2 separate regions of the Homo sapiens genome follow, and region 1 is linked to region 2. Evidence: chromatin contacts called from ENCODE Hi-C or POLR2A ChIA-PET data. All regions are on one chromosome and are shown on one strand. The core of a region is the stretch at or near the end of the contact, and the rest is flanking DNA. Distances in the headings are between cores, read along the strand shown. Region 1 holds the start of GRK6 (G protein-coupled receptor kinase 6). Region 2 holds the start of FGFR4 (fibroblast growth factor receptor 4).

Evidence for each region. Hi-C counts contacts between places; a loop is a spot of excess contacts on that map. ChIA-PET counts read pairs that join two places held with the same protein, here RNA polymerase II (POLR2A). Pooled maps may share reads with other maps.
Region 1: a loop to region 2 is called in a map of naive thymus-derived CD4-positive, alpha-beta T cell, with 31 times the contacts of the local background. The contact joins the promoter of GRK6 here to the promoter of FGFR4 in region 2. A Hi-C loop is called at or near these places in 1 of 168 maps with a recorded cell type or tissue (naive thymus-derived CD4-positive, alpha-beta T cell), 1 of 37 single-sample maps with no recorded cell type and 4 of 50 pooled maps. POLR2A ChIA-PET finds 5 or more read pairs at or near these places in 1 of 52 experiments (Panc1).

The regions. Positions count from the first base shown.
Region 1 is chr5:177,424,910-177,428,066 of GRCh38, forward strand. GRK6 (G protein-coupled receptor kinase 6) reads left to right here and starts at 1,767. Exons shown (of 16, transcript NM_001004106.3): 1 at 1,767-1,988. The coding sequence starts at 1,937. RefSeq lists enhancers at 851-1,020, 1,441-1,980 and a silencer at 1,691-2,340.
Region 2 is chr5:177,085,395-177,088,883 of GRCh38, forward strand. FGFR4 (fibroblast growth factor receptor 4) reads left to right here and starts at 1,521. Exons shown (of 18, transcript NM_213647.3): 1 at 1,521-1,683. RefSeq lists silencers at 1,132-1,181, 1,432-1,891, a promoter at 1,402-1,621 and an enhancer at 1,587-2,037.

The DNA.
Region 1 (3,157 bases), core at 517-3,016, 340 kb after region 2:
CTGCAAGCTCCACCTCCCAGGTTCACACCATTCTCCTGCCTCAGCCTCCCAAGTAGCTGGGACTACAGGTGCCCGCCACCATGCCCGGCTAATTTTTTGTATTTTTAGTAGAGACGGGGTTTCACCGCATTAGCCAGGAGGGTTTCCCTCTTTTAAGGTACTTAACTCCCTAGATCCTAGATCCATCCACTTTTCTCCGTCTCTATTGCCACCTTGTAGGTCCAGGCCACCACCATCTCTTTACTGGAATTCTGTAAACTCCTGACTGCTCTGCTTCCACTCTTGGCCCCCTAGGAATCCACCAGAGTGATATTTTTAAAATATAAATCATTCTTTCAAATGTTTCACATTTCACTTAGCAAAAACACTTCAGCCTCCTGGACGTGTTCACAGTCCTCCATGACCTAGCTAGTGCCTTTGCTCCTTCTGTCTCATCTCAGACCACTGGGCCCAGAAGCTGCGGACGCCTTCTCCTATTCCCTGAACACACCACTTAGTCTGGCTTAGAGCCTCTGCGTTTGCTGTTGCTTCTACTGGATCCGCTCAAATGTCACACCCTGAGAGTGTCACACACTCTCTTAACGTCCGAAGAGCAGTTGTCACTCTCTGAAACCATCTATTTGTTTATTTACAGAATAATTACCTTTATCTCACCCTGCCCTCACTTGCTCCCTCCACTTCTAGCAAGTAAGCAGGGAGCCTGGCTATCTTGCTGCCATCACTGTGTTCTCCAGCACCTGGCTTGGTGCCTGGCACAGAGGTGTTGCTCTGTATTTTCGGATGAATGAATGCATAGGAACTAGAGAAGCCTAGATGGATCCGGCTCTGCCTTACTCGCGGAGTTTGGGCAAGCCTGTTTCCTGCTGCGTGAAGTAGGGGGTGGAGGAAGCGGGGTGTTAAGCTACAAGGTGTTGATTAGCTGTAAGATTTCAGCCTTGTTTTCTCCGTAGTCTTCGGGCTGGAGCCAGCCACTTGACGTCCGGCGCCTCAGCTCCCCACCTGTATAATGGGTGTGAACTCATCCCGAGGTCTAGGGGTGGTAGCGCTGCCTTATAAGGCGGCAGAGGCCGAGGGAAGGCGAGGCCGAGTGGGTGGAGAGAAATCACAACATCCGGCTGCGGGGGCTGGGCGGGGCGCCTGCGGCGACCGGGCAAGAGGTCGGGGAACGGCTGCGAGGCCGCAGCCTCCTCCCTGTCTCTCCCTCTTTCGATGTGCGCCCTCCTGATTGGGGCCGACCCAAGGGAATACGGCCACACAAGTGGACCAAACAAACTCGCTGCCAGCCCGCAGGAGGCCCAGGATACGGAGCGCGTCCCCGACAAAACCCTAGAAAAGCCGTCTGCGAGCCAAAGGCCGCCGGGCCACACCTTCAGGCGACGACCCAATCAAAATGCAGTACTTGAGATGACGGACGTCTTCTTCACCCAATCACATATTCGGCCTCCTGGGCGTGCCCCAGAGTACCCACCTCCATTGTCCCGGCTGAGGGCTCGGCCCTAATTGGCAGTTTGGTATCCTACGAAAGCCTAGAAATTCGAACCTAGGGGCTGAACCCCGCCCTCAGACCAACCAGGAAGAGGTGACGTGATTGGTCCCGCCCCCGTACTTCTTTGAGCGAGTCCCCAGCTGGGGGGGCGGGGGAAAAAATGAAGAGGAAGACTAATGGGAAGACGGCGCGGGGAGCTTCTGCCCGGTGATTGGTCAAATGAGGTAAACAGAGGGCGGGGCAGGGCGGGCCAGCGCCGGGGTGGCCCCCGGGAGGGGGCGGAGAGTGCGCGGCTGGCTGCGGCGGCCGGGGAGGCCGGGGAGGCCGCGGCGCGGTCACTGCGAGCCGAGCCGAGCCGCGCCGAGCCGCGCCGATCGCCATCCGGCCTCGGCACTCGCGCGCGATCCCGGCCGGCGGCGCGGCCCGGCGGGCCAGGCGGCGCCACAGCCCATGGAGCTCGAGAACATCGTAGCGAACACGGTGCTACTCAAGGCCCGGGAAGGTGAGGCGGCCGGGTGGGCGGCCGGGCCCGGGTGCGTGGAGCGCGAGTGCGCTGCGTCTGAGCTCCGCAGGGCTACCCAGCCGTCGGATCCCCTAGGCCCGCGGGCCCTGCGCCTTACACCCCGCCCAGACACGAGCCTTTCCGGCCCGTCGTCTTCCTCCTCCGCACCTGCCCCCGGGATTCGGGGCCCAGGAAGGGGCGGGGGTCAGGCCGCCGCCCTCGCGGCGGGTGGGGGTGAAGGAGTGAAAGAAGGTGAGACGAAGAGGGAAGGGTGGGACCGGAGCCCCAGGAGAGCCTGTCTGAGAGGCAAGCCTCCTCCAGGGGAGAGGTGTAAAGATGCCCCACGTGCCAGGGGCCCAGACCCCAGCACCCTAGCCTAATCCCGCGCAAAGTTGGCGATAGGTAAAGCTGGAGAATGAATAAACGGACCCTCTGCGTAGCACAGCCCACCTGACTTGGGGAAACTCCTGGCCACAAATGCTACTTATAGGACTGCCACTTGCTCCGTGCCTCAGGACACTGAGGGCAGAGGTGAATGGATATTTGCCCTCAGGGAGCCCATGGTCTAGTGGGGCTAGCGGACACAGAAAGAAGTGGGAGCAGAGCATGCTGCTCTGTCAGTATTGTAAGCTCAGAGGTCTGGCTGGGGAAACCAGTCTGGTGGACCGAGTGTGTGTGTAGCTCCTCGTGGCTCCCACCCCAGATGTTATCAGGCACTTGCTCTGTGCAGGTCCTGGGAGACACAGAAGGACCAGATCGGGTCCTCACTGCCTTGTGGTCAGTCTGCCCCCACCTGCCACACTCCACCTCAGTAACATGATCACTGACCACCCACTCTGCCCCACCTTTTCCAGGGTGCTGGGGAAGCAGCAGTAAACAAGACCCATCTTTTTGGAACTCCAGGGCAAGGAGGGAGATTGTGACAGTTTTTCCACCCTTTGCTGGGCTTCCAGGCTTAAAAAGTCATCTGCTTCACCTTTCTACCATATTTTACATGTGGGAAGCTGAGGCTCAAACCAGGGATTAGCATCAGTCACACAGCAAGATTGTGATTGACTCGGGCCTAAGACACAGGATGACCGGCACAGTCTATAGGAAGCCCAGAGGAACTTTCAGCTGGGTGCTACACCTGGCACCCCGTGCCCACCAAGTGCTCTGGCGAGGTGCAG
Region 2 (3,489 bases), core at 271-2,770:
CACGGCTCACTGCTGCCTCGACTTCCTGGGCTCAAGCAATCCTCTGGCCTCAGCCTCCCAAGTAGCTGGGACCACAGGTGCACCCAGCCCATTTCCCTTCCTCTCAAGGTGCCTTAAGAGAAGGAGAAGGCTTGAGATTCAGGTGAGGGATGGGCAGAGATCAGAGGCTGCCTGGCCTCCTGGTTTGGCCACAGTCTAGATGCTCAGGAGAGAAGTGCTTACAGGTGAGGCAAACATGAGCCAGGTGGGCACGGAGCTATCTGGGAGCACCTACTGTATGCCAGACACTTGAACTCTAATGGTGAGGTCTGAGGACACAGTTCCTCTACTGAAAAATAGAGACAGGGCAACTATGTTGCCAGGGCTGGCCTCACACTCCTGAATTCAAGCTGTCCTCCTACCTCAGTCTCCTAGTAACTAGAACTACAGGCACCCGTCATTGTGCCCGGCCATTCCACAGCTATTTACATAATTAACTGTTCAGTTACAATTCTGGCAAGCGTGCTGAAGAAATAACAGGTCCTAAATAATTACAGCTAGTATTACAAAGCAAGCGCTGCATGCCAGGCTTACACATACTGCTAACATGTCTACTTTTTGCAACAACCTCTTGTGGGTGAGACTATCATTTGCCTGTTTTACTGAAAGGACAGTGAAGACTGAGGCCTTGTGTGATGGTGCTGAGAGCTGGGCCTATGACGTCCAGCCCTGTAGTCTGTGCTCTGAACCACTTCACCCTGTTTCTTTCTCCATCCTCACAGTAGAGACGTCATCTAAGAGGAGCTTGCAAGTCCAGAGGGCTTCCTGAAGGAAGTGAGCTGAGAATAATATGAAATTAACCAGACCAAGGGCCATTCCAGGAAGAGAGAATGGTACGTGAAACTGCCCAGGAGTAGCAGGGTGGGAGCCAGGAGGCGTGGGTCATGGCAATCTATGTATAAAGAGCTATGGGAATCTATAGGAAAATTTAAGGGAGTGGCTGACACAGTCAGATTTGTGTTGTAAGTATCACTCCGCAGGTTGCGCAGGGAACAAATGAGGGAGCAGAAGGAAGGGGTTCTCCTATCCGCTGCACGGCACTGCGCAGAAGACAGGGGAGCCAGGCATTCCCTGAAGGGTGAAAAGCAAGGAGTAGAGCTGGGTAGTAGACTAGAATTTAGGAGCCTGGCCTGGGGCCTGGGTGGGGCGAAAGAGGCGGAGCCTGAATGGGGTGTGTATAGGGGGGTTGCGTGTAGGGGTGTGTGTATAGGCTGGGGCGGGGTCCCGGGAGTGGGCTGACTGGGTCGGGGGCGGGGCTCTCCAGGTGGGCGGGGATCTTGGCCACCCCTGGCCACACCTCTCTCCGGCTCGAGCTGGTCTAGGCGGGGCGGGCCCGAGGGGGTGTGGCAGGAGGTGGGCGGGCCCGGGTGGGGGGGGGGGGGGCGTGGAAGGAGGGGCGGGCCCGAGCAGGAGGGGGCGGGCCCGAGGGGCGGGGTGGGACAGGAGGTGGGCCGCTCGCGGCCACGCCGCCGTCGCGGGTACATTCCTCGCTCCCGGCCGAGGAGCGCTCGGGCTGTCTGCGGACCCTGCCGCGTGCAGGGGTCGCGGCCGGCTGGAGCTGGGAGTGAGGCGGCGGAGGAGCCAGGTGAGGAGGAGCCAGGTGAGCAGGACCCTGTGCTGGGCGCGGAGTCACGCAGGCTCGAGGTGAGCCGGAACCCTTGTGGGCCCGGGCTGCGCTCCCAGCCGCCAGGGGGCGAGAGGCGGCGGGGCTACGGGGACTGCCCCTCCCGGCGCAGGGGACCTGGGCGTCCGCCGGGCGGCAGGGGGTGGAGGGGGCGGTAAATCAGTAACCCGCAGTGCACACAGGGCCTTTTGTCCCGCTCCGTCCAAAGAGCACCCCGGCCGCGGAGCTGGTTACTCATTGCCCACCGAGGCGGGGGCAGGCTGGCCCTGTGCAGCTACCCTCGGGACCCATTGATTCGCACCTCCCCCCAGGCTGGCCCGGCAAGGGTGGGGGAGGACAAGCGCGCTTGTCCCTGCGGCTGTCTTCGCGCCGGCGGCAGAGATGAGGGACCTGAGGCCCCGAAAAGTTCAGTCACTTAGTGCCCGGGGGCCTCCAGCGCGAGTGCGGGAGGCTGAAGGAGAACCCAGGACTGTCTGATGCCTAAGGCAGGCCCTCCATTCCCACGTGGGGGGTGGTCGGTCAGCGGTCAGCAGCCATGGGTGACTCGACTAAGGACTCTGATATCAGGGCAGCCTGGGGTAGGAATAAACTCCCCGGGCCTCCCCACCCACTCCCAGCCCAAGCTGTGTACCCAAAGAGCTGCCCTCCCTGCCAAGCCGAGCTTGGTAGGGAGTTTTACCAAGGAGGATCCGACTGGATTCGAGAGTTGAGGTGGGCCAGAGACAGCAGTATCTGAGTCAGGTAGAGAAGAGCAATGAGGGGCACAGAGGGATGGGCAAGAGAGCACATGTGCCCAGTTTTGAAAGCCAATGGCTTCAGCGCTCCTGAAGGGGCAGACGGTGTGACCAAAGAGATAGGCAGCGGCAGAGAGGGAGCCCTAGGATGTTGAGCTGGATCCTGCTGGGCACAGGTAGCCATTAAGGGCTTGCAAGCTGGGGGGCATGACATGGCAGACTTGCAGGTTTTTTTGTTTGTTTTTTTATTTTATTTTATTTTTTTATTTTGTTTTTTTTGAGACGGAGTCTCACTCTGTCGCCCAGGCTGGAGTGCAGTGGCGCGATCTCGGCTCACTGCAAGCTCCGCCTCCCGGGTTCGCGCCATTCTCCTGCCTCAGCCTCCCGAGTAGCTGGGACTACAGGCGCCCGCCACCGCGCCCGGCTAATTTTTTGTATTTTTAGTAGAGACGGGGTTTCACCGTGTTAGCCAGGATGTTCTCGATCTCCTGACCTCGTGATCCGCCCACCTCGGCCTCCCAAAGTGCTGGGATTACAGGTGTGAACCATCGCGCCCAGCCGACTTGTAGTTTTTTAAAACTCTGCTGGAAGATGAAGGTTGAAGAGCCGAGGGAGAGGATGTTTCCAGAGGCCCATGCAAGAGATGGCCATGACCTGCCTTGAGAAGGGGCAGGGGAAGCCAGATGGACTGGAAGTGGAGTGGCAGTGACCAAGGAGGAGGAGGTGTGATAGGCTTCCCACGCAGGGTAGATCCAGAGACACCAGTGCCACCCATAGGCCCCTAGGACTGCAGTGGTCACCGATTCCTTTGTCCCAGCTGAGACTCAGTTCTGAGTGTTCTATTTTGGGGAACAGAGGCGTCCTTGGTAGCATTTGGAAGAGGATAGCCAGCTGGGGTGTGTGTACATCACAGCCTGACAGTAACAGCATCCGAACCAGAGGTGACTGGCTAAGGGCAGACCCAGGGCAACAGGTTAACCGTTCTAGGGCCGGGCACAGGGAGGAGAACATTCCAACACTCTGCGTGCCGACGCACGTTCTCTCTTTTATCCTCAAAACAGTCCTATGAGGATAGTAAGCCAGAGAGAGACA